Linked DNA regions of Mus musculus: regions 2, 3, 4, 5 and 6 are each linked to region 1. The links are chromatin loops, found by intact Hi-C in ENCODE. Cell type or tissue: gastrocnemius. All regions are shown on one strand.

The links. Peaks named below come from ENCODE experiments on the same cell type or tissue, not always from the same donor. Only the 100,000 strongest peaks of a DNase experiment are listed, where the experiment ranks them.
Region 2: it touches region 1 in a loop (4-fold over the local background); 24 of 42 quality-filtered maps call a loop at or near these places.
Region 3: a loop joins it to region 1, with 5 times the contacts of the local background. A loop is called at or near these places in 7 of 42 quality-filtered maps.
Region 4: it touches region 1 in a loop (5-fold over the local background); 16 of 42 quality-filtered maps call a loop at or near these places.
Region 5: it touches region 1 in a loop (2.7-fold over the local background); 4 of 42 quality-filtered maps call a loop at or near these places.
Region 6: it touches region 1 in a loop (6-fold over the local background); 16 of 42 quality-filtered maps call a loop at or near these places.

Annotation. Positions count from the first base shown.
Region 1 is chr16:25,347,821-25,351,820 of GRCm38, forward strand. The region is part of intron 3 of Tprg (transformation related protein 63 regulated); the gene reads left to right. Among named protein-coding and RNA genes, the nearest start is that of Tprg, 63 kb to the left of the region's middle. In gastrocnemius, a CTCF peak has its summit at 1,996 (motif pointing left); a DNase peak (open chromatin) is centred at 2,000.
Region 2 is chr16:23,967,958-23,971,957 of GRCm38, forward strand. It overlaps Bcl6 (B cell leukemia/lymphoma 6), which reads right to left. Exons shown (of 10, transcript NM_009744.4): 6 at 3,458-3,642; 7 at 1,949-2,116; 8 at 350-480; 9 at 103-240. Among named protein-coding and RNA genes, the nearest start is that of Gm31527, 18 kb to the right of the region's middle. In gastrocnemius, no CTCF peak of the experiment used is centred here; a DNase peak (open chromatin) is centred at 2,147; H3K27ac peaks cover 3,615 bases.
Region 3 is chr16:25,263,414-25,267,413 of GRCm38, forward strand. No RefSeq gene overlaps it. Among named protein-coding and RNA genes, the nearest start is that of Tprg, 21 kb to the right of the region's middle. In gastrocnemius, no CTCF peak of the experiment used is centred here; DNase peaks (open chromatin) are centred at 543 and 1,827; H3K27ac peaks cover 1,000 bases.
Region 4 is chr16:23,982,249-23,986,248 of GRCm38, forward strand. All of the region lies in intron 1 of Bcl6 (B cell leukemia/lymphoma 6), which reads right to left. Among named protein-coding and RNA genes, the nearest start is that of Gm31527, 4.0 kb to the right of the region's middle. In gastrocnemius, CTCF peaks have their summits at 212, 1,247 (motif pointing right), 2,119 (motif pointing right), 3,277 and 1 weaker place; DNase peaks (open chromatin) are centred at 242, 458, 873, 1,202 and 3 more places; H3K4me3 peaks cover 4,000 bases; H3K27ac peaks cover 4,000 bases.
Region 5 is chr16:25,079,064-25,083,063 of GRCm38, forward strand. No RefSeq gene overlaps it. Among named protein-coding and RNA genes, the nearest start is that of Gm41435, 8.3 kb to the right of the region's middle. In gastrocnemius, no CTCF peak of the experiment used is centred here; a DNase peak (open chromatin) is centred at 1,964; H3K27ac peaks cover 2,803 bases.
Region 6 is chr16:23,960,597-23,964,596 of GRCm38, forward strand. No RefSeq gene overlaps it. Among named protein-coding and RNA genes, the nearest start is that of Gm31527, 26 kb to the right of the region's middle. In gastrocnemius, a CTCF peak has its summit at 1,985 (motif pointing right); DNase peaks (open chromatin) are centred at 3,524 and 3,879; H3K4me3 peaks cover 267 bases; H3K27ac peaks cover 2,147 bases.

The sequences.
Region 1 (4,000 bases):
GATATAGCCAACATTGTTTTCCCTTAACTCCAGAGGCTCAAAGTCTAAGATCATGCCAACTGACTGAGTTAACTTGCTTCTCATTAAGAACCTTGTTTCTGGTCCGTGAAAGTTGCTTCTAGTTGTGTGCTTGAACTGAACAAGGAAGCCAGTGTCTTCTCTTCCTGACAGTGTGCACCCTACTGACGAAGCTCTCCTCTTAAGCCCTCATGGAAAACTAACCATCTCTTGAGGTTCCACCTCTTAATGCCATTACCGAGGGGACCAAGGCTTTGACATAGGGGTTGATTTGAACAGGCAACACCAAACAGTTTACTGTGCCTCACTTTACTTATCTTTATTTGTGAGCGTTGTCTGGTGAAGATTATTGTAGCATCTGATATGGTATTTGGTTATGTTTCTAGGTGTTTCCTGTGTGTGTGTGTGTGTGTGTGTGTGTGTGTGTGTGGACTGTCAAGCCTAGACTTGTCCCTCAGGTGCCGCCCATCTTCATTGATTGATTTTAGACAGGGACTCTCTCTGGCTGACTGTCCAATGGACTATCAGAGCCCCTCAGATCTGCCTGTCTTTACCTAGTGGTGGGATTACGAGCACATGTCCGCACACAAAGCATTTGTTCTGGGTTTTGGGACTTGAACTTAGGTGCTTGTGCTTGCAAAGAGAGCAATGTATTAACTGTGCTATGTTCCATTCCCTTCCTATCTGTCTCTTGTGGGCATACTCCACCTGCCCAATGGTAGGTGCATATTAAAAAAAAAAACCACTCAGGAAATAAATTCTCCTAAGTTTTTCTTCTTTTCACCTTAGAAAATGTCATCCAGATTTTTCAGCTTGTGATTTCCCAGCACTAGGGTTCTTACCAGACTGTAGAAAATGACACGTGTTAGGAGAAGCTTCTGCCAGGGCATGGAAGAGGTGCCAGGGACTCTTTTCCTTAGCCCTGTGGGCAGTGGGTAAGGAATCGTTAGACCACAGTTTACTTCTGTGGCTCTGAGTTACCTTTCTCTGGTCACATCATACCACTGGGTGCCATGCTGTTCTTCCTTGTATGTGTTCCTTCTCATAGTACAGAGCTGTGTGTGTCGGGGCAGGAAGATCTTCTCAGGATTCCTCATGAGGAGCCCAGAGCCCAGTGTGTGACTGATGGCACAGGGTAGTGGAGAAACACAGGGGGGAATCACAAGCAGCCAGGGTTAGAGACCTGGGAACAGGGAAGGTTTGTGGTATTGGATTTTTATTAGAAACCGTGTTTCTTTTGAGGGTCTCCCATTTTAAACAAACTGGAGTGGCTTAGGGAAAAAACTAACCAAATGACTGAAAGAAATGTATGTGGGTGATGTAGCTAAACATTTCGCAAGACTCCACTTAACTCAGGGTGCATATGCTTTGCTCCAGTGCCATGCAGTTTTCATCTGTTTGTGTTTGAACAGCAAACCCAAATTGGATGCTCTTCAGGCTCCAGAGCCTAGTGGATGCTCAAGGAATGTGTGAGGAATGAACGATGCAGTGTTTCCTCTCTAGGTTGCTGACTCTGGGCTAGCCAGGATGCTGTCTTCCTCTTCTCTTCAAGGGCTTGGGCGACATACTTGATTTGACTTGTAGATCACAGATAATAACTTTATTAAGCATCAGGGTACATAGAGAAATGCCTGTATTAAGTTATAGATATACCCCATCTCTTTCTCTGTACACATATGCACACGTGTGCACGTATACATATATTCACACACATACATATACACACACATACATACATGCAGGGAGGGAGAGAGAGAAAAAGAGAGAGACCATTAGAAGAAAATTTTCTTCAGAAGATCATTTACAAACAACAAATTGATTTCCTAGTCTCAAAAGACCAAATCAGAGACTCAAGTATCACTGGGCACAGGTCTGGGCTGCAGGAGGGGTACCTGGGATGACCTGAGTCACTGGATAACTGCCCTGGAAACTTGCAGGATTAATATGGCCTGTCATTGCTAGTTCGCTGTTGCCCTCTGCTGGTGAATCTCTTCATCTCAGGAAGCTGGAGCTGGAGATCTCAGATGGTCTCTTAAACTGGTCCTGGAGGCTCCTTTCAACCAGCCAGAGATGAAGGGGATACTGGTGCTGAGGAACAGTGGCAAACAGGAAGTAATGCCCCGGGAGGGTTATGTGTCAAAGGGAGATAGGTCACGTGTTTCTGTTGTTTGTGTTTGTTGAGACCTTGCTGGGTTCAGTACAGAGACCCAGGAATAAATGAGGTGTTGATTCTGCAATAGAGGAAAGACTACTCAATACACAAGGTGAGCAATTGGATCAGCATATAAATAAACTGTCAACCAGAGACAATTATGACTATGGCCATAGGAGAGGTACTGAAGACAGTGTTTGTGATGAAATGACATCCACTTGGGGACAAGGGTCCATGCAACAGGCAGCATATCAACTGGGAACTTGAAGGATAGTTTGTGTTTTCTATCTTTGAATTCAACATTTATTAGTAATTAATATGCATTGATGTTTTGCCTGCATGTATATCTTTGTGAGGGTGTCAGATCCCCCCGAATTGGAGTTAAAGACAGGTGTGAGCTGCCATACGGTTAGGTTACTGGGAACTGAACCCTGGTACCCTGGAAGAGTAACCAGTGTTCTTAACCATTGAGCTGTCTCTCTAGCTCATTAATTCAATTGCCTTAATTTTTATTTTATTTGAAAATTATTTGAGGATTTTATAAATGAGCACACCATATTTACATCATTTCCAGCCCCCCCCCTCTCCGCCCCGCCAACTCCTTACATGTTCCTCCAATCCTTCCCTCTCAAATTAATGAACTGTTCAGGTGAGTGAGTGTGTGTGTGTGTGTGCAGAGGGGGCAGGGATGAAGGAAGCCTATTAATGCTGTCTGTATGTGGATGTGTTTAAGCTGACTTCTTAGGATTAAGATCTTCTTCCTCCCTCAGCATCCATTCTGTGACTCTTCATCCCTTTATATTGGGTCTCACCTGGTGAGGCCCATGCAGGTCTTCTGTGTTAGCCTCCCTCCCTCCTCTCCATCCTGTTAGCCTCTCTCCCTCCTCTCCATCCTGTTAGCCTCTCTCCCTCCTCTCCATCCTCTGCTAGCCTCCCTCCATCCCTCCTCTCCAGTTAAGACCTCCTCCAGTTTTCCCACTCCCCATTCATAGCACCTGAGTCCTTCTATCCCTTTCCCTAGAGTTCCTCACCCCCAGTAATCCTGTTCTTCTCTCCTGGCTTCTATTGTTGGTCCAGGTTATGTGCTCAGACCCAAAATCCAGAGCCAGGATTCACATATAAGAAAGAATATGTAGTGTTTGTCTTCCTGGGTCTAGGTTATCCCACTCAGTATAATGTTTTGGAATTCCTTCCCTTTACCTAAAATTTTAATTTCTCAATAGGTAAATAGATTTCCATTGTACATATCTACCACATTGTCATTATCCATCCATTGATTGATGAACATCTAGGCTGCTTCCATTTCCTAGCTATTGGGAATGCAGCTGCAATGTACATGGCCATTGTACAAGCAAGTGTCTGCAGAAGAGGATATTGAGTCCTTTGGGTATATTCCAGGAGTGGCATAGCTGGATCATATGATAGGTCTACTTTTATCTTTTTGAGAAGTCATCACATCAGTTTCGCCAATGGCTGCACCTGCTTGAAACTTCTCATCAGTTTTCCCCTCTAATTTTATGTAGTCTAGATGGCATGAGATGAAATCTCAAACCAGGACATCTTTTGCTCAGAAATCACTCCCCAAGTTCACCTAAAGCAAAAAAAAAAAAGAACTTTTGCACTGCCAAGGAAACAAATCAATTAAGTAAACAAGTCCACAGAGTGGGAGGAATCTTTGTCAGTTGTATGTCCAGCACAGGTGAATAGCCAGAGTACACAAAGATCTTAAGAATTCAAGAAAGCAAACTACCTAATTTAACAATGAGCTGTAGCCCCGATGAGAAAGCCTGTAAAGGAAATGAAAATGGCCAAGAAATAAGTTTAAAAAAT
Region 2 (4,000 bases), 1.4 Mb before region 1:
CTAGAGGTTGGAGCAAGCAGCTCTGCTGTCCACTTGCTGTGTACCCCTCCCCCACTCCGCCCCCGCCCAGGTCACATGGCAGGAGCCACGGGGTTTACGTACATGGTAAGGTTTCTCTCCTGTGTGGATGCGCAGATGGCTCTTCAGAGTCTGAAGGTGCCGGAAGCGAGTGCCACAGATTTCACAGGGGTACGGCTTCTCTCCAGTGTGGATGAGCACGTGGGCACGGAGGTGGGCCACCTGAAGGGGAGCACAGCACAGCGTGAGAGGTGCTGCCTGCCTATGGCTGCCTGCCTATGGCCAGGTCTCCATTCCCCACAGGGTCCCTTCGCCATGCTACCCTGCTCACCTGAACAAACCTGGCCCCACAGGTTTCACATTTGTAGGGCTTTTCTCCAGAGTGAATTCGAGTGTGGGTCTTCAGGTTGGCTGGCCGATTGAACTGCGCTCCACAAATGTTACAGCGATAGGGTTTCTCACCTATTGATTGACAAGACGAATGAAAAAGGAAATCATCTCTAACCGGGGGCTCCAATGACTCTTAATTTCAAGGCAGTTACTTCCATACAAGGCCACGAATGCCTCCCTTCCCTACAGGGAGGGCAGTGGCTCTCAACTTCCTAACGCTGTGACCCCATTTGTGATTCCCCCCTCCTAATCACAAAATCATTTTTGTCGCTACTTCATAACTGTAATTTTGCTACTGTTAGGAATCGTACTGAATCATATTGCAAATATCTATGTTTTCTGATGCCCTTAGATGACCCCTGTAAAAAATAAAGTCATTCAACCCCCAAGGGGTCTCATCCCACTGGCTGAGAACCACTGATCTAGGTGCCTACCACACACGCCAACACACATTGCAAGGGACAAGGTCAAGACACAAGCAGTTGGGCATGGTGGGGTGGAAACTCTATACACAGGACACAGTGGGAGAAGGTTCAAGAAGTCTGGCCTGCAGAACCACCATTGTCATTAGGGTCACTGCCTCTGGGGCTTGGGCAAGACCCAGCCCTTCTCTGGACCTCGGTCTCCCTCTCTGAATGGGCAGGGCTGATTCAGACAACCTGGGATGATTCTTCTGGCTCTTGCCTTGGCCAGCCTGATGCAATATCCACTCACTCACCAGAGAGATAAAATCAGGCTGCTCTAGTCTCTCTCAGAACATAGTTTTCCGCTTGTGGCAACTACAGCTGTATTCCATTTGCTAGCAAGGCAGGGTGTGGGGCTGAGCAGAGGCCGGGCAGAGGAAACCAATCTACGGCTGAGCCTTCCACCATGGAAAGTTTTGGGGATAATGGGGCCACTGAAAGGTCTGAGAGCTAGTTAATGCTCACAACAAAGAGACTGTGAGACGAGTCCCCAGGAAAAGGAACGTTAAGTTGGTTGATAAGTCCTTGACACTGAAAGGCTTTTCTTTTTAGCTGGCTTTACCCAAACCTCAGTCCATGTTGCCTTTATCAGCATTAGTCTCTTCACTCAACCAGGGGGGACTAATGCTTCAAATCCCAGCAAAGGGGGAGAAGCAGGGCAAAGCCACAGAGGAAGCGAAAAGAATAAGGAAAGAGACAAGACAGGGTTAATCCTCTGGGTCAGTGGTTCGCAACCTTCCTCATGCTTTGAGCCTTTAAGACAGTTTCTCCTGTTGTGGTGGCCCTCAACCATAAGATTATACTCATGGCTAACCCATAACTGCAATTTTTCTACTGTTGTGAAACATGACCTAAATATCTGATATGTGGGATATCTGATATGTGTGACCCCCAAGAAAGGGTTGTTTGACACCCCCCCTCAAAGAGGTCAACACCCACAGCTCGAGGACTGCTGCCCTAGTTGAAGCCAGGGTGGGGCATTCATCCTGCCTCCCTCCAACCAAGTCCCCAGGTTTGTCCTAAGATCTATTGCCTGTAACCGATCACAGAGCCCTCGGCTTGGGACAAGGCCGTACCCGTGTGGACAGTCTTGTGGCTGGCGAGGTTGCCCTTGTAGCGGAAGGAGGCCTGGCAGCGATCACATTTGTATGGTTTGTCACTGTGCGTCTGCAGCGTGTGCCTCTTGAGCGAGGCCTCCTCAGAGAAACGGCAGTCACATTCGTTGCAGAAGAAGGTCCCATTCTCTGCAGGCACATGGAGGGATGCCTGGTTAGCATGAGGAGACAGGGCGGAGCCCGGACGCCTCCCGCCTCTGGAACTCTGCCAATGTCTCAGCAGAGCCTGGGCTCCTTCTCAACGTTTATGGGAACCCATAGGACCAGTAGGGACTTTTATTTTTCTTAGTTTTTTAGAGTCTCAGTCAGAAAAGAGCAAGACAGGAGACAGATTGAATCTTAAGGTAAACACGTTTCACTCCAGAGACTCTCCTTAGGGCCTCATGGCTTTGAGAAAGCCTTAGGTTTTCTTCTCTGGGAGCTCTTACAAACAGGTTCATAGTTCAACTTCTATTCATACACAGCAGTCCTGGGGCAAGACACTTGACGTCCCTAAGCCTCTCCCTGTCTCTGTCTCCAAAGCAAAGCTAATATGCCCTGTCCTGCCTACCCATAGAAACACACTATACATCAGAAAAGAATGACAGCCTCAAGAGCCATGAGACACAGTTCTAACCCTGTAAGTCCCTCCCAGAAGGAACTGAAGATGAAGACCCTACCACCATCTTTGTGCCTATCTAGATTTCACGTCTTCAAAGCCCACCTGTAACCCCAGGACACTAAAGGTGGCAGAAAGGCAAACAGAGGCCCAGTGACAGGAACTGGAATGCAGAATAAGAAAATCATCTGGGGACAGGCAGGCACAGTCCCTGTGCTCCCTGACTTGTAACCTAGGGCCAAATGGCTCACTGTAAGCCTCTTCTTTATTCTGCCATAATCTTCTGAGAATGGTATATCAGTGTAATTTAACCCTGAGTATGTATTTCCTGAGTCAGAAAAGACGGTAACTAGAGCTGAGTTAAGAGTGGGACTTTTCACCAGGTTAAGAACTGAGGGAGCCAATACTGACCATGTGGAGATGCTAATTAATAATTTCGTTCAACGAACTTAATTCAGCAGACATTTTCTAAGTACCTCTGCCATTCTAGGAGCCAACTGAGGCCCAGTGCGAGATGCATGAATGACTAAGGCCAGCTATTTCTTCACAGAGGACTGACAACCTACCAGGAAATGCTATCACACACCCAGTAGTTTGGGCACAGACAGGCTGAGAAAGCTCTGAGGGTTCCAGCCGTCCTGCAAGCTACCTCTGCTGGAGCGTGGTTATCCCAGTTCAACACCTAAACCCTGTTGGCTTGCTTGAATCAGCCCAGTTCCTGGGAGACAGAAAGGATAACTATTGCTGGAGACGGTAAGTGCCAGAGGCCTTCTAATCTGGGTCATGTCCCAGAGACAGCAGCACACACATGCCAGGGAACAGAGGGGCCTCTTTTCCGGGGCGTTCAGAGAGATGAGGAGAAAGAGACTCACCACAGCTAGAATCCGAATACTCTGACTGGGTTTCCCCCATCTCCTCCGGGAACGTGGGCCCAGCAGTATGGAGGCACATCTCTGTATGCTGTGGGGACTGAGAGCCGCAGGATGTGCACTTTGGGGGGTGCATGTAGAGTGGTGAGTGACTCTCACTGCTGCTTCGGGGGGAGCCTGCCAGGGACCTGTGGGCAGGAAAAAGGAGCCTCAGGACTCATCTGGGAAGAGTAGTCCACGTGGTGGCCATGCTAACCTCTCTCTGTGTGTCTCTCAGGCAAGCCCAGAGACCAGAACTGCCTTCTAGAGTTCTAAGACTCAGAGCCCAACAACAAATGCCCAACTTCCACTTCCAGACACAGTTGCTTCTCCTTAGGGCCTAAAGCCTTTCTCAGTCTTAAAAGATGGGTTCCCTGCTCCATCAAGACCACAGGAAGTGCCTCTAGGATTTGTGGAATATTTTTCTCCCACACAAGGGAATGATCTCCCCTGCTACAAAGAAAGAAAAAAAGAAAAAAGGAAAGAAAAGAAGGGAGAGAAAGAAAG
Region 3 (4,000 bases), 84 kb before region 1:
TTTTTTATTTTTAATTTTTATTTATTTATATTTTTCAAAATATTCTTATATCTAACGCCTATTGTGCCTAAAAATATGTATACCTATTACATGTCAAGCAAAAATACAATAACAACGTTTAGAAAAAAATGTCAGCACTGGATATTTGTCTGACATTTGTCAGTTGCTCGGGTCTGACAGATGGATGTGGGCAGGAAGCTCTGGGACCTCAACAGACGCTGACCATCAGTGGGTGTTGGTGACCATTCCTCCCAGTTCCTGAGAAGACGGTCACCTTGTCCTTGTGAAGATCAAACTGAAATATCTATGTTCCTGCATCATGGAATACAGTTGAGCCTAAGGGACAGAGTTGTCAGGAAAGGGAGAATACAATGGCCACCTGTTATTCTTATTCGGGGGTGTGGGAATCCGACTAGCCAGTCAAAGGTTTCTTTCTGTCTTCAGAGACACGTTTGTCTGCAAGGGCAGAGATGAAAGGCACTTGTTACAAACCCTTCTTCTCCCTCATGCTGGGAGAGAGACAAAATGTCCACCTACTGCCATCTGGTGGTCATAGTTTGCACTGCAGCTTGAGTTAGCCTCTTCACTTAGAAAAGGGTCCGCTATATAGAAAAGCAACAATGAATAAACATGGTTTCTGGCCTTGAGGAACAATCAGTCCAGTAGACTTAATTGGCATGCTAGCATTTAAAGTAAAATGTGCAAGGTGTTATCAAGACGTAGCATGGGGAAGAATACCTTTGAGTTGAGTCTTGAAGCATCCTTTGTCACTTTGTCACTTTGACAAAAAGGAGGAGGCTTGTTCTACATACAGAGCACACCCCTTTGCTAGGTTAGCACCCGACTTGTTGATAAGGGATATGGGAAAGAAGGGACAGGAACGAACTGAGACAAAGGTAGGATCAGACCCCAGGATCCTTGAAATGCCTAACCAAGGAGACAGGTCTGCTCTAGAGCATTAAGCCAGAATATAATGGGGTCAGAGTTTGCTGATAAAAGGCAGACCTCCATTGTCTGCACATAAGCTTTCCAAGTATTCATCAGTGGAAGTCATTATTTGAAATACATAGAAACATCATGGTTATGACTGAAGACAGAGTTTGTAGGTCAAAAGTCATTTCAACACCATGTCCCACATGATTGGTGCATGCCAACACTTTTTGACAGGCCAAATGGCTCAATAGAGCCACATTTAATAACCCCTGCTGCAGGAGAGGTTCTAACCTAATATGATCAACACCTTTGTGGTTTTAGAGCCCACTGTACTGTCCAGCCTACAGTAGGCTACTTATAAATCAGGTCTGAGATAGTAGTCCCCTGTTCTAGACCTGTTCTAAACATTTAGTTTCATGGTCATCCCAATTTTATTGGTCAGTTTCCAAACAGGACCTAGATCCCTCATCCCTAGCTTCTAGTTTTATTTTGTGAGAGAAAGGTTGGTATTAGCCATCTCTCTAGTCTCTACTAAGCATCTTTTGTCTGCCACCCCATGTATCAACCCACATTAGGTGTCTCCAACCTACTTGTCATCCCCAACCCACAGATTGCCTGATGCAGTTATGAGAAGCATCACCTCACATCTCACAGCGGCATTCGGTCTACGAACCACACTTTATACTCAAACTTCACTTTGTACTCAAGAACTTTCCGCTATATGGCTGCAGGACCCCGATTTGTGACAGAGTGCGGCTGGCTGCATGGCATTGCCTTCGGTGAGAAATTTCAGACCAATAATTGACCAAGCGTGAGTGGCCTCCTGATGGGCAAAGACGATTCCATTCCCCAATGCCATTTCTGGTGCCAACCGCAGATTCCCACCCACCAAGCAGTATTTCCTGTGATTCGCCCTCTTGTTCCTTGTCTTTACTCACGCTTTGCCCACTCTATCTGCACGGCAGGGTCAGTTTGCTCTCACTCTCCCACATAACTTCGCTGTTTCAAGGCTGTGTCCGGAACTGCCTCCTTCTCACCATCTGGCCACTATCTGCCATGCCTTCCCACCCGGCCCCCACCTTTCCTTGGAAGCCTTCACGCAAAGATGCTAACTCACTCAGTGACTTTTCCCACAGTGCTCAGTGTGTTCCCTGTGGCCGGATAACTACTTCCACAATGAATCTTCCTTAGGCTCATTGTTATTTCCCTGAGAGCTCCTAGACCCGACTTCTTTTATATGGCTGCTGCCAAGTTCAATAAACATTAAGCAAGTGAATATCACACTCTATAGCTAATGCTTTTGGGCTGTTCTAGCCTTCATTAAAGGAAATGGAAATGTACCACAGCCGCTTGCTTTTGATGACTAGAGGCAAGGCAGTGGAACAGGAGACTCTTACTCACTTCAGTCAGTGGCAGAACTCTTCATTTCATGCTCGCTTCCCCTCAGCAAACTCTAGAGCAAGAGAACCATGGTGCTCCCCCATGTCCTCAGCCACAGTGCATGACCAATTGTCTAATCAATGGATTGTCACTTATAAGGATCCATTTGAACATGGATGACATTTGGGATCTATAAAGATGCTTCAAAGTCAGGTGGTTACACATTTTTTTTTCCTTCCTGGAATCATTTCAAGTGGGAATCGGGGCTCCTCCCCTCTTGCTGCAGTTGCTCACCTCTCTCTGAAGCTCACTAAGGACAGATGAAGATGGGAATAGAGAGATGGAGAATGCTACGTCATCTCTAGATACCCTTGCCTGTCCCAGGGAAGTGCTGGGACTTAAGACCTCACTCATTCCATCTTGAAGAGTAAGTAAGGCTTGACTTGATTTTCTAGAAATATCCATTTCTGACAGTGCCTTGAATTTCTTTTTAATTGATTTGATCTCAAGTATTCCTTTCCCATTCCCTTTCCTGTTTGTTTTTAAAAGAACAAAACAAAATACTCACAAAGCCACAAACCCAAAACAAAAATGAACAAGCAAACCCCCAAAAAAGCAAAGGAAGAAAAAAAGAGTCCCAAACTTTGACCAATAACTAAAATTGCTCAGTAATTTTCAACCAGTAATAATTGAGTGCTGGTTTACATTCTTTTGATGATGCAATTCACATGGCACATATATCAGAGTGCATGATCCCCATGCTATGTGTTTTTGGAGCTTCAATAGACTGACACCATTTATAGATACAGAACACTGGAATAGTAAGAATAACCCAGCTTCGGAGACCCCAGCAAGTGAGGAGACTGAGCTGAGAGCCCAGCTACAGACTTCTAACTTCAGCAGCAGATTATGCAGTTAAGTGTCTGAGACACACTTCAGAGATACAAATCAGACCCCAACTACGCTACAACCAAAGGCTTTGGAATAGGTTATAACGTTGTCTTTGGTTACCCATGGTGGTAAGTTAATTTGGCTGTGTGTGATAGAGAAACCCATTGAACTTGAGTAATGGACGGTTTGTTCCTAGGACACATGTATATAGGAATAGGTCCTTTCATCTTTACTGGGAGCCAAATTAGCTTTACACATCAGGTCTCCCAAATGCAGGAGTAAAATCTAGCAGCAACAGCTGTCCTAAGTGCCATCTGGTGTCTGGGATGGAGGGGCTAGAGCACAGGCTCCTATTCTTTCTGTAAAACTGTTATTATTTATTATTATTATTATTATTATTATTATTATTATTATTTTGTTTTCTCTGTGCATATGATATATGTGGGAGCACATGTCTCCACGGCACACATGTGAGAGTCAGAGGACAACTTTGTGGGTTCTGTTCACTTTCTCCACCTTGTTTGGGTTTGGGGGTCAGGCTTGGGTCACCATACCCACAGAACCAGTCAGAGGCCAAGCTCTTACCCTGTGTTTCATCCTCAGCATGAGTGACTCTGTCAGTGTCTGCTTCTCTTAGGATCTATCCTTTTCTCTCTGTACCTGCGAGTGGCATCATCTACTTTGTGTTAAGTGATCTAGAGAGATGTAATTTGATTGTTATGGTTGACTTCTGTGAATCCCTAATTGTCAAGCTTTTCTTCAAGTCAAACCACAGTTGCTGAGTACCCTGTCTCGG
Region 4 (4,000 bases), 1.4 Mb before region 1:
CATCCCTTCAGTGATGGAGGCGGGATCAGATTCGCAACCCAGAGACGGGGTCTGTCTGGTTCCCTGTTTTGTGGTTTCCTTTTCCTTCGGTATGAATTAACGGTGACAAAGGTAATTTTATATGGGACAGGAATGAATATCCTAGGAGTTACCATTCTCACTTACTGGACTTCTGTCTAACGCTAGAGGGAGCTCTCCATCAAGGCTTGAAACCATAGCCGGCTGCTCGCCCCGCCCCTCCTTCCCATTGACCTAGTTTGGCCAGGGTCTGGATTTGGAGAACGCTTTTCCACTTCTCTCTACCCAGGATGGTTGTTGGGTTATTGGTAGTCTAATAACTTCAATAGCTCTCCGAAAAATCTAAAGAGGGTTCATAAAATGTAAATCACTGTCCAAGGAGTTTGAAGGCGGGAGGAGGGTAGGGATGACGCGTTGAAACATGCCCCTGAGCTCCAGCAGGAGCGCTCTTTCCCAACAGGGTGCTCAGGTCTAGCCAGCCTCTTCTGGCGAAAATGGGTAGAGTCAAAGTGTTGCTTCTGTTCTGGAGGTAGGGAAGGACAATATTGTTGCTCTTGCCTCTGGGCGGGAATGACACAGAGATAAAAAGAGAAGTTGATAGTGCGATGGATCCGCAGCTGCGTGAGCTAACCAGAGGACTTTGTGTCCTGACTTTCATTTCTGTTACGTGTCCTGCCTCAGAGCTCTTGCTAGCCTACAAGCTTCGAGGAAATGCAATAAAATAAAGGGATGTGTTTTATCATCAAGAGCTGAAGAGCTGAAGGGACGCTCCCCACGAGCCTGGTCGAGACAGCCTCCAGAAGGTCTGCTGACAATGCCAGCAAACCATGTCCTTCAGAAGAGATCTCTTCCCTCATCCTGACCGGACTGAGATCGGCGTTGGGGTGGGCGGGGTACTGTGGGGCAGGAAAGAGAGGCATCATCTCCCCAAGCAAACAATGCTTTTTTAAATTCGATCTAGACAGAAGTCAGCTAAGGTCTTTATTCACGTTAATGAAGATGGAAGGCACTAACTGTCCTTGGAAAGCGATGAGTCAAACTTGACCGCGCTTCAGACACGTCCCCAGATTCGTTTCCAACCCGAACAGAGGCGCATTTCTCCGCGGCGGCCTGGGACAACTCCCGCAGTGATAGAAGATGAACTGGATTCCTCCCGGCCCCGGCGGGGGGTTGGGGGGAGGGGGCGGGGGAGACAGCTGTGTCTCTGCGATGAGGACGCCACTAGAGGCCGCCAGTGCGTCGGTGCAACCGGGCCATCTCGGTTAAGAGCTTTGAGGGGAAAAACAAAAAACAAAAACAAACAAACAAACAAACAAAAAAAACCCCAAAACCTACGGAGGAGATGGGCTACAAATTCTCAAAGAATAAAGCTCTGCTTATTCACAACCCCTACAGACACGCGCGCGCGCGCGCACACACACACACACACAGCTAATTTCTCCCCAGGCCACTAAGTAAAGAATAAACTGGGTGAAAAGAGAGTGAGTCCGGAGTTCAAACTTACAGAAAGCCAGTGCACAACCCCAAGGAGACCAAGTAGTTTCTGGCCACTCAACTCCCAGAACAAGCACCACAGCTTAGAGATGCCCCACCTGCTCACACCTCTGTCACCTTTCCATGTCCATTGTCAAAACCTTTAAGCTAAGACTGGGAGGGGGCAGTTTCCAATGTGCACTGGATACTCCAGTGACCCAAGATTAAACTGCTCTCCCCTTCTCTTAGATAGACTGGAATGAACTCCCTTGGTGAATTCTTTGGAGTTCAGAAACTTACTGTCAGGCCCTATGCCACAATTGCAATGAAGTTTAAATCTTAAAGCTCCTGAGAGTTTGGGTGCAATCTTTCCGCTACTAAAGTTCTCTGTGGAGAGGCCACAAATATCCTTAAAGAAAGTACTGTTTCTCAGTTGACATAGATACTGATGGCTGAGCCACGGTGTATGTCGACGTCGTGGGAATATGATTTTCATCTGTCTCGTCAAAACATTGGAAGTCGGATGCTGTCTTCATTGGACAATGCCCTTCTCCTCCTCAGTCCTAGCGTCTGACCAGGATCCAGACAACACCGCTTCGGGCGCAAACCTTGAGCGTGACCTACCACTAGGTGGCGGACTCAGTCCATTCAAGAATCACCCTGTTAGCATCGCCTTCTACACTCGGCACCCCTGACCACCGTGGTTTTGTCTCTCTTGGGGGTGGGGGGAAGTTGCTTCCAAAACTGAAGTCGGAACACATTTAGTTGAGTAGATGTAATTCCGTTCTTCCGATGCTCATGACTCTAGCTAACACCGTACGGCGTCAGGAGCCGTATATTATTTGGTTATTTGTTCCTTTCTTCCTCTCCTCAAAGCTGGCTACACATTCTTTCAAAAAGAACCACACCTGAAAGTATTAAGAGAGACTCGTGCCAAAGAGAGAGACAGTGAGAGGGGGAGGGCGGGAGAGAGAAGGAGGGGAGCAAAAATCGGGAATAACCCCATGGTTCATACCCACAGAGGAAGTGGGGACCAGAGGTCAGCCCTTTCACTCACTGAGCAAAGCGGGTGCGGAACAGAACAGAATATGGCCTTTGGAGGTGCTACTGGTCCGTATCGGGAAGCAGGAAGGGTTGGGAGGAGCAAAAAGAAGCTAACCAGCAGAGCTAGTATGCAGAGTCGCCTGTCGCTGCTGCGGTCCCACTTGTTGCGCAGTGTAGGAAACCGGCACGCGCCTCGCTACTTTGTCTCTCACAACCCAGCCTATGCTGTTCCCTGCGGTCCACAAACCTCTCCCCCATCACTTCGACACAAGCCACCACGGCCCCCGGGGAAACTACAACACTTTCAGTTCTACGGTTTTACACACACACACACACACACACACACTCCTCTTTAGCTCAGAGTCAGACCGTCAATCTACTGCGGTACCTGAAGTCAAGTCTGAGAGGAAAATAGCTACATCAATCCAGAGAAGTCGCAGATAAGCCCCACCTCTATCCCACCTCATCTCCACTCCTGAAAGGGTGTCCCTTGAATTATGGGAAGGACATCGCCTGGTAGGACACCATTCTAGTTTGGAAAACAACGTGTCTCTATCTTATTTGAAAGATTAACTGCAAAGTATTGATTTTAAAAGTTTCCTCTCTCTCTCTCTCTCTCTCTCTCTCTCTCTCTCTCTCTCTCTCAGGGTTAGGGGTAAGCACATTAGGCTTATTTCACAATTATTTTTCAAATATTTGACTTTTACCAATAGTTTTACTCACCAAGGGGTGGCGCTGCCGCACTACCTCCCCTGAAACTTAAGTTTTTGGGTTTTTGTTTTTTGGTTTTTGGTTGTTTTTTTTTTTTTTTTCACAACCGAGGGGGATATCCCCAGCAGGGGACAGAGGGAAGGAAAGATTTTGACATCTAGTCATGGCTCAACCCATAACTGGAACTCCTCGGGGCTCAGCAAACGACAACTTAGAAATTTAGGATGCCATTCCTGACCACCAAGGCCAGAATAAATTAGTCTTTTCAAGAAAACACTCTGGTAAACCCTTCAAACCTGAGGTGAGGAAGAGAGTATTTAGTGAATACCCGTTTCCTGGTTGTCTCTGCTCAAGTCACTTGGTTGTCTTGAACAGCATCTAACCTTACTGTCACTACCAACAGATCTTTAAAATCATCCAATGCCTGGAAGTATTAGAAAAGAAAATCTTCCAAATAGGATGCTGGAAACTTCTATTTATAAACTAGGGGGTGGGGGAGTGGGGGTGGGGTGGGGAGGTGTCCATCTACAGCTTTCTATTTTGGCTTCAGGACTCAACTGCAGTCATTTTAGCAAGAGAAATGTCCATCTCCTGGTGTTTTCTCTCCATTTCCTCTCCCCCCACCCCCCCGGGACAAATATCTTTCCTTCTTTTATTAAAATCGGTATATAAAGAAGAATACAATTTCACCTAACTCCTTTGAGCTCAAGTTTGCTACCTCCAGGAATAGCATGTGGACTAGGGCCAGATGAAC
Region 5 (4,000 bases), 270 kb before region 1:
GGGTTCTCTGGAAGAGCAGTCAGTGCCCTTAACCACTGAGCTATTTCTCCAGGCTCTGTCATTGAATTTTTTTTTTAAAGCCTTTCCAGAAATGAGATGCAAAAATGCTTTACAGTCTCCTAAGGGAACTTCAAAATGCAACCTCTCCTCATATGCTTTCCTAATGCTGGCCAAGCCTCAGCAGGCCTTGACTCACAAATCATCTATTGCGGGCAGCTATCAGTTTCACGGACACACACTACCCTTGTATGAACTGCCTGTCTGGGCTAAGTTTAGACATGGGCTTAGCTTGTCTTTTGTACTGGATTGATAACTCCTCAAATAAAATGGTATCATTAGACTCAGAGTAAGAATCTGAGATTTCAGGATTGGCTCAGGTACCCGTTGACCATCTGACATTAGTTGACCAGCCATCACTAAAGCATGTATGAAATACTGAGCATGATGATGAGACTTCTTGGAACTTTTATGTTTTTTTTTTTAAACAGTCATTGTCTATGGATGCACTTTGCAAACTGTAAAACACTAAAGTAGAGATTTTACATTACATTTGATTTTGATAATTTGTTCATCAGGATTCTGTTGATTTCAGTTACGGTAAGTCCTGTGCCAGCTTGGCTACATGAAAAGCCTTCTGGGCAACATGTATCAAATAAGAGGTCAGAAGTATGCTTCTTTGTTAGCAGGTTTTCTTCTGCATTAACTGCTTTATTAAACTTGCCCCCTTTCCCAGGGTCTTGCAGCAGTCTCAGGCTTAGGGTATCAGTTTGGTAAACATCATAAAAAAATGTGTGTGTTTGCCAAAGTAACTTTGATAAATGTCTTATAATTAACTCTCCGTGGACTGAACTCCATCTGTTGGCTATGTGGCTATGAGGCTATTTGTATGTGCTAATAAGCCAGCCTGGATCCACACCATTGTTGAAGGCCAAAAGATCAAAGTCATTCCCTCTTAAACTACATCGATTGAGAATGGATGGAATGGTTTCCTAAAGGAAAAGTGAGATACTATTTCCAGAATGTGCTGGCAAGATACAAACTGTTTCCCCTACCTTGGCACCCCTGTCAACCAAAAGTTCAAGAGCTTAAAACAGAATTAAGAATGTAGCTCTGTGGTAGAATGCTTGCCAAGAATGGATGAGTCCCTGGGTTCAGTTTCCCATTATTACCAAAACAGTAAGTTTAGGGTCTGGGGAGATAGCTCTTAGTGAGTTGCCTTCTGATCAGGAGTGGAGTCATGAGTTAAATGCTCAGAAAATATGTCTAAAGCTGGCCATGGTCATGGGTATCTATAACCCAGCCATGTGAGGTAGGTGGAGATAGATAGATAGATAGATCCATGAAGGTCATTGGCCAACTAACTTAGCCGAACTATGAACTTCAGGGCCAGTGTCTCAGAAAGTAAATGTGCAATATGATGGGGGACGACATCCAATATTGATCTCAGACCTCCTTGTGTGTGTGCCCATATGTGCACAGGAATCATCTCATACTTGTGCATATACTTCTCACATATATGACCCCATGTACACATATACGAAGCTTGAAAATTTAGATACGCTATGTGTCTATTCGGCAGGGGGGACATAGTGGGACAGGGCTGCTATGTATTGGGACGATCTGTGTCCTGTGTGGCATGCCAATGACTCAACCAGAGATCTAAAAGAAGAAAAAGTGTGGTAATTTCCAAAGCAGGGATATTCATTGGGCATCTATCGGGAGTCCAACTAATGTTCAATTGCTTTGATGTTGTTGATTTCAAACTGGCTGCAAAATTTCTTATCCTGGCATTGATGAGCCAGATGAACAGAGAACTTTCTGAGACCATATTTTTAAACAAAGTCTTTTTAAAAATAAAACATGCATTCATTTGAATACCTGTTTAGCAGCGGGAGGGCCTGTCAAGGGTTCATCCAGGGACACGCAATGGAGCCAGGCAGCCGGGAGCCGGAAGGGGCAGAGCCCGCAGCCACAGGAGAACATTGTCTGCTGCCAGCTGGGCTGCTCTCTTCTCCCACAGGCCTCAGGCACCAGGTTCCCTGAATTTTAGTATCTTTTCCAGGGGGGCATCTTTGGGGGTGGCGAGTTCTCATCTGAGTCCCCTGCTGGAGCCTGAGTCTTAGCTCTGCTTTTTGTGGCAGAATCCAGGGAGAAGTTTGAGGGAAGTCTCAGAAATGGATCCTGCCTGCACTGGCTGTGAGAAGATGGTTGGGGCTGAGGAACAATGTGCATTCAAGTTCCCTAGTGCCTGTCCCCACCTTCTTAACAGGCTTCTAATTAACTTTTTCTCCTTTTTCTCCTTCCTCCACTTGCCTCCTTCCAGAACAAATGTTCCTGAGGACAGCATTTTTAACCTTACTATTAACAAAGTCTTGGTTGAGGCATAGACACAGAAAGTCAAGTAAAGTGCAATTTTTGTCTTTAAGATTTCACTGTGTCAAACCAAGAGAGACAGTGCTGGTGTCCCCCCATCATGGGCTCATCTGCTGAAGTGTTTCGAGCAAGGGACCTTCTTGGTGTTCCTAGGGACCTTCTTGGTGTTCCTAGGGACCTTCTTGGTGTTCCTAGATTTTCTGGAGAGTTTTTATTTGATTTAGATCTTCAGGATCATGAACTGGAAAAAACAAAAAACCAAAACCAAAACCAAACTAAACCAAACCAAAACAAAGCAAAACAAACAAACAAACAAACAAAAAAAAAACACAGGTGAATCTGTCAGACAGGAAAGGATGTGAGCAAATCCACACAGTGGGCTCAGACCTGTGTCCCATGTGCTAATCGATTGGTGTCCCGCACTCAGAGTTGGGTTGCTTGGCTACCACCAGATACATAAAGTTCCCAAACAGCATGTTAGAAGTGGGTAGATAGGCGGCCGTATACAGGCCTGCTAAGGATGAACGAAACCCAAAGCTTTTTAAGGAAAGAGGAGGCAGAGAGCAAATCAAAGCAGTAACTCTTCTACAAATTCCCAATGGCCATGAAATCACAGCAACTCCTTTAACACTGAGTGAGCCCAGTGGCCCTTTAAATTTTGATTCCTTTAGAATGCTGTGCAGCATAGAGACAGTCTAGTCTCTCTAAAAGGCTAAATTAGATTCTTTGTACTTTGTTCTGGAATATTGACAGATGCATAATCGGTTTTAGAAAGAGTTTCATCCCTACTGAATTAAGATAATGCTTATGTTAAAGTCGCAGAACTTCAGTGTTTGGACTACTGTGTTTCAGAGAAGGCGCACTTTCATTTGACTTTCAGTGGCTCCTGCAGATCCGTGTACTTTCCCATCTCCTGTTGCCTGTATTCCGTTCATGGTCCTTCCTCCCTCCTCCTCTCCGGACTGAGTCTGGCTCACTGAGCTCCAATGTGTCTCTTCTCTGGAACTCTGCATCTGGAGGTGAAGGGCATTGGGAACTCTGAGGCAGAGACTGGGAACTAGGGTATTGGTCTTGGCTTCCCATAAAAAACTGGAAGCTTTGAAAACGTCAGCTTGCAATCTCTCAGAAGTCTTTATTTTCTCATTGGGAAAATGACCCTTACTTATGCAGATGTTATGAAAACCAAAGACATGCGTTGATGTTAACACGCTTTGTACATTAAGCAGTAACTGTTTTCTTAACCCATGCGTGGCGTAACTGCTGTCCCATCCTTGCTTTCCTATGCACCTATCCACTCAGTGGTTTCTCTTTCTCTTTTCTTTTTCTCCCCCAGCTCTCTCTCCCTTCCTCCCTATCCATTTTTCTTCTGCTGGAAAATAAGCTATTCTGAAGGACTCAGAAGACCATATGCATAGTACAATTCTAGAGAAGGGTCACTGCTAATAGATAAAATGCTCTAAATAGGGTATCCTTTAACCTTTGTTAATACAGGGGCCCCTGATGAAGCATATGTAATTCTGCTATCTGCACATATTGGTTCTTTTCCATCTTTAATATTCAAGTTCTATCCTGCACATAAAATACTATTGACCACTAGCCTTGAATCGGTGCCTTTGCACTATTGTTG
Region 6 (4,000 bases), 1.4 Mb before region 1:
ATAGACTATCTTCAGGTCTCTCTTGTGTGTTAAATGTCCTAAGCAACCATTCATCTAGGGTGGTCAGTTGCCAAAGGTGGGTACTAAGGTACATCTCAAGTTTCCATCTGAGACTCCAAGCCTTTTCTGACTTGACGTACCTCTACGTAGATGCCTGCTTTCCTAGTGCCCACGGACGTACTCTCCCCTTTCAATGTAAGTGCCCCTTAACACTACACTGGTTGTATTGTGTCTCATGACCCTGGCAGGATAGAATCCCTCTTTCTCCTCTTTAGGGATTAGAGGAAGTTGGTCTTCTCTATTGGTCACGGTATTTTTGGTAAACCAAGGTTTGTGTTTTTCCTTGGAGGAATCCAAGAACTGTCAGCCACCATTCATTAAGAAGTTTAGACATGCAGCCAAGGAGATGGCTTAGTTGCTTTTCGAGGTTGGCAAAGCCAGTTCCAGTCTCCAGAAACCACAGAAATGTTGGTTTGCTTTGGCAGCTGCCTATAACCCTGTCACTTGGAAGGTGGATATTGGGGGTCCCCAAGGACCAGCTGGCTTGGTAGACTGACCAAATCAGGGAGCCCTGGATTCAAATGAGAGACCTTGCCACAATAAATGATGTGAGAAAAGACTGAGGAAGATAAACCATATGGCCTCCACTTATGTAAACATGGGTTCCCACACGTAGGTCCACACACACACACACATACACACACACACAACTTCCAACAGCAGTACCTGTTTTATTAATTATAACCAGTTACAAGTTTTGCTTTAGCTTAACACTAAATTGAATTTTACTCCAAAGATTATGAGTGTGGGAAAGCAATAGTAAAAAGTGTGTATCCTTTATGAAAGTCACAAAGCTATCATCAGAAAAACCGTCTACTGTGAAATGCAGTGTATAGACCGGGCCGCATTTTATTGTAGTACCATAATTAACAGTGAAACTGGTAACTATTGTAAAATCGTCTCCAAAGTCTGCAGTCCTTTCATAGTACTCTTTCTTTACCTTTTAACCCCTGGAGCTGGAGTTACTGACTGTTGTGAGCTGCCGCATATGGGTGCTGATAACTGAACTCAGGTCTTCTGGAAGAGTCGTGAGCTTTCTCTGCTGAGCTACCTCTGTAGACCCTGGTGATGTTGTTCCTTGTAGCCAGTAATGCAAAATGATCAAGTTGCTATAAACAAACGTGTTTTGATTTCCTACCTTCTAGGGAAGCACTGCAAAAGCGTCATTCCTTAACAATTTCACACTTGAATTTAGCCAAAAGAAGAAGCAGTGTGAATACTTAACAACTTTCAATCATCTCAACTATTAGTTTGACTATAGATACTTTTCCCTTTGCCACTTCAGAGATTAGTAAATGACCCATATGTGTGCGTGTGTGTGTCATTTTCATAAACTATGAAATATAAATATGTATAAAATGTGGCTGTCAGCATAAACTGCGCTCTTGTTCCGAGAAATAGGAACCCACACAAACTAACCCATGTAAGGAGAAAGTCCAGGGCACAGGTACCCTATTGCAACTAGGTGTAGGAGATATTGGGTATCATAGAAATGTAAGTCCAGAAGCCTCCAGATGATAGCAGGCTCCACAGAACCCAGTGTTGGAAGATCATCTTATTTTAAGAGCCTGGCTCTGGGGATCTGCCACTGACGTGGCCTGACTGCCACCCAGGGGTCAGCTTTCCCCTGTTTCTTTTTCCGGGGTCCATCTTCTTAATGCTTTCCTGAGTATGCATCTGGAAGAATGCGAGACAATTTGTTATCAATCACTACCGTGAGTGAGGCAAAGAAATTAAAATAAGAAGCCTAGGTCCTAAGCATTGACTGAACTGTAAATTCTACAAAGGGTTAGGTGTGGCGTATGACACTCAGCTGTGTGACCCTAGGCAGGCCCTATTCATTTCATCATTACTAAATCAGAACACACCCCTGTACCTTCCTGGGGTTGGGGTTAGGTAGAGCCTGGTCTCTACACTTGCCCAGACACTAGATGGCAGCAGACTGTCTCCTTCAGTCACCTCACAGGTCAGAAGAGTCACTTAATGAGAGAGTTCTTGCCACTCTGCCACTTTCAGCTCCTTAACAGCTCTGCTTGTGTGGACTCACCCGGTCTACAGGCCTGCTGCTGTGGCTTAGGTATAGAGTCAAGCTCCCAAGCCCTCCAAAAGCAATTGTTTTAAAATGCTTGTCCTCAGGTGGTAGCACTATTCTAGAAGGTTCTGGAAACTTTAGAAGGTGAGACCTATATGGAGGAGATAGGTCACTCAGCACATGCCCTTGAGACAGTGTCATCTTCTTTCTCTCTCTTTGCTTCCTGTCTGTCATGATATTCTGTCTCATCACAAGTTGAGTTAGCAGAGCCAAGGACAATGGACAGGAACACCTGAAGTTGTGACCTTAAAGACATCAAAACTGTGAGCTTAAAGACTTCAACCCTTCTTTGCTGAGACGGGAGTTCTGACAAACAAAACCTGTGCTACCTCTACTCTAGCTAGAGTCATCTGGGAAGTAGGACCCTCAGCTGAGAGAATGCTGCCACAGACTGGCCTGTTGACAGTTTCTGGGGGGCAGTTTCCTGATTTACAATTGATGTGGGAGGGTCCTGAGCAGATGGACCAGGATTGGATCGGAAGCTGAGCAAGCCACAGTGCACAAGCAAGCAGCGATCCTCCATGGTCTCTGCTTCAGTTCCTGGCACCAGGTTCCTGCCTTGAGTTCCTGCCCCGACTTCCTTCTGTGGTGGACTGTGGTTAGGAAATGTAAGCCCAATAAACCCTTTCTTCCCCAAATTGCATTTGGTCTGTGTTTTATTATAGCAAAAGAAAGTGAACGGAAGCCAAAGCTAATACACCTTCCTCAATACACACTTCAACCTGCGGTCCTAGTAAACCTTTCCCTCAAAAACTTCCATGATGCAGAGAGTCTTAAACACATCCTAGTGTTTGAGACACCTTTGTGTGTGTGTGTGTGTGTGTGTGTGTGTGTGTCTGTCTGTCTGTGTGTGTGTCTGTGTCTGTGTGTGTCTGTGTGTGAAAATGCATTCACTCCATGATTTTGTAATAAAATTCTCTCTCCCCTTTGCTGTGGGCTATACTCTTAATAACTCCGTTTAGAGATGTTTCCCTTTTACTTATTATTAATCATCGGCTGACTGCAGTAGCTCAGTCTTTGATCTCCCTTTTGTCGGAACGCCACCCTCCCCGTCTGCTCCTCCGTCTCCCTCATAAATAGGAATGGTACAAAAACAGACTCTCGGGAGCAAAAGGAGCCTGAGGCCAGCTTCCCTCAGGCCCGTGAATTGTCATTCCTGAAGCTGTCTAGTCCGTAAGTTCTTCTGCCAGGTTTCTATGGGAGCTGAGGGATCGGTTTCCCCCTTTTCAAAGAGCAGGGTGAGTTGAGGCCTCGAGCTGGCAAGTCCTTTAAAGTCATTTTCAAAGGAAACCCGAGCTGCAAGGCCTTGCGGTTGGCAGAAGGTGGCGTGACTTTCTGAAGCTCTCTTGGGACTTCGGGTGGGCAACTCCCCTAGCTTCTCAACACGTGCCCAGAGACGGCAGCAACACCACTGCCAGGAGCTGACCAGTAAGTAGGCACGTGTTCCCTCCCCACTGCCACCCAGGAACAGGAAGGGGACGCAGGCTTTCTCTTCTGGGCCCATTACCAGAACCACACTTGTCTCCCCAGTTCTCAGATCCTGTCAATCATACTTGGTCCTTGGGGTTTTCTGAGGTAAAATATCCACGGGTGCCAAAGCAGGCCAGCGTGAACTTACATCTGAATCACGGATGCATAAATGGTCTCGTTAATCCAGTCTACTCTTGGATGGGCTGGGACAGAGACCCACAGCAAAAATAGCGACCTGACGCACACAGGAGGAGGTGGCTGAGTTCTGACACTGGGGTAGAGGCTTGCTTGGCCTCTGGCCAATCATAAAGCTTTCAAGTCTGTGAATGTCTGTCGGTCACCCAGGAGGCTCTGAATGCGTGGATGCCGAGAGATGTG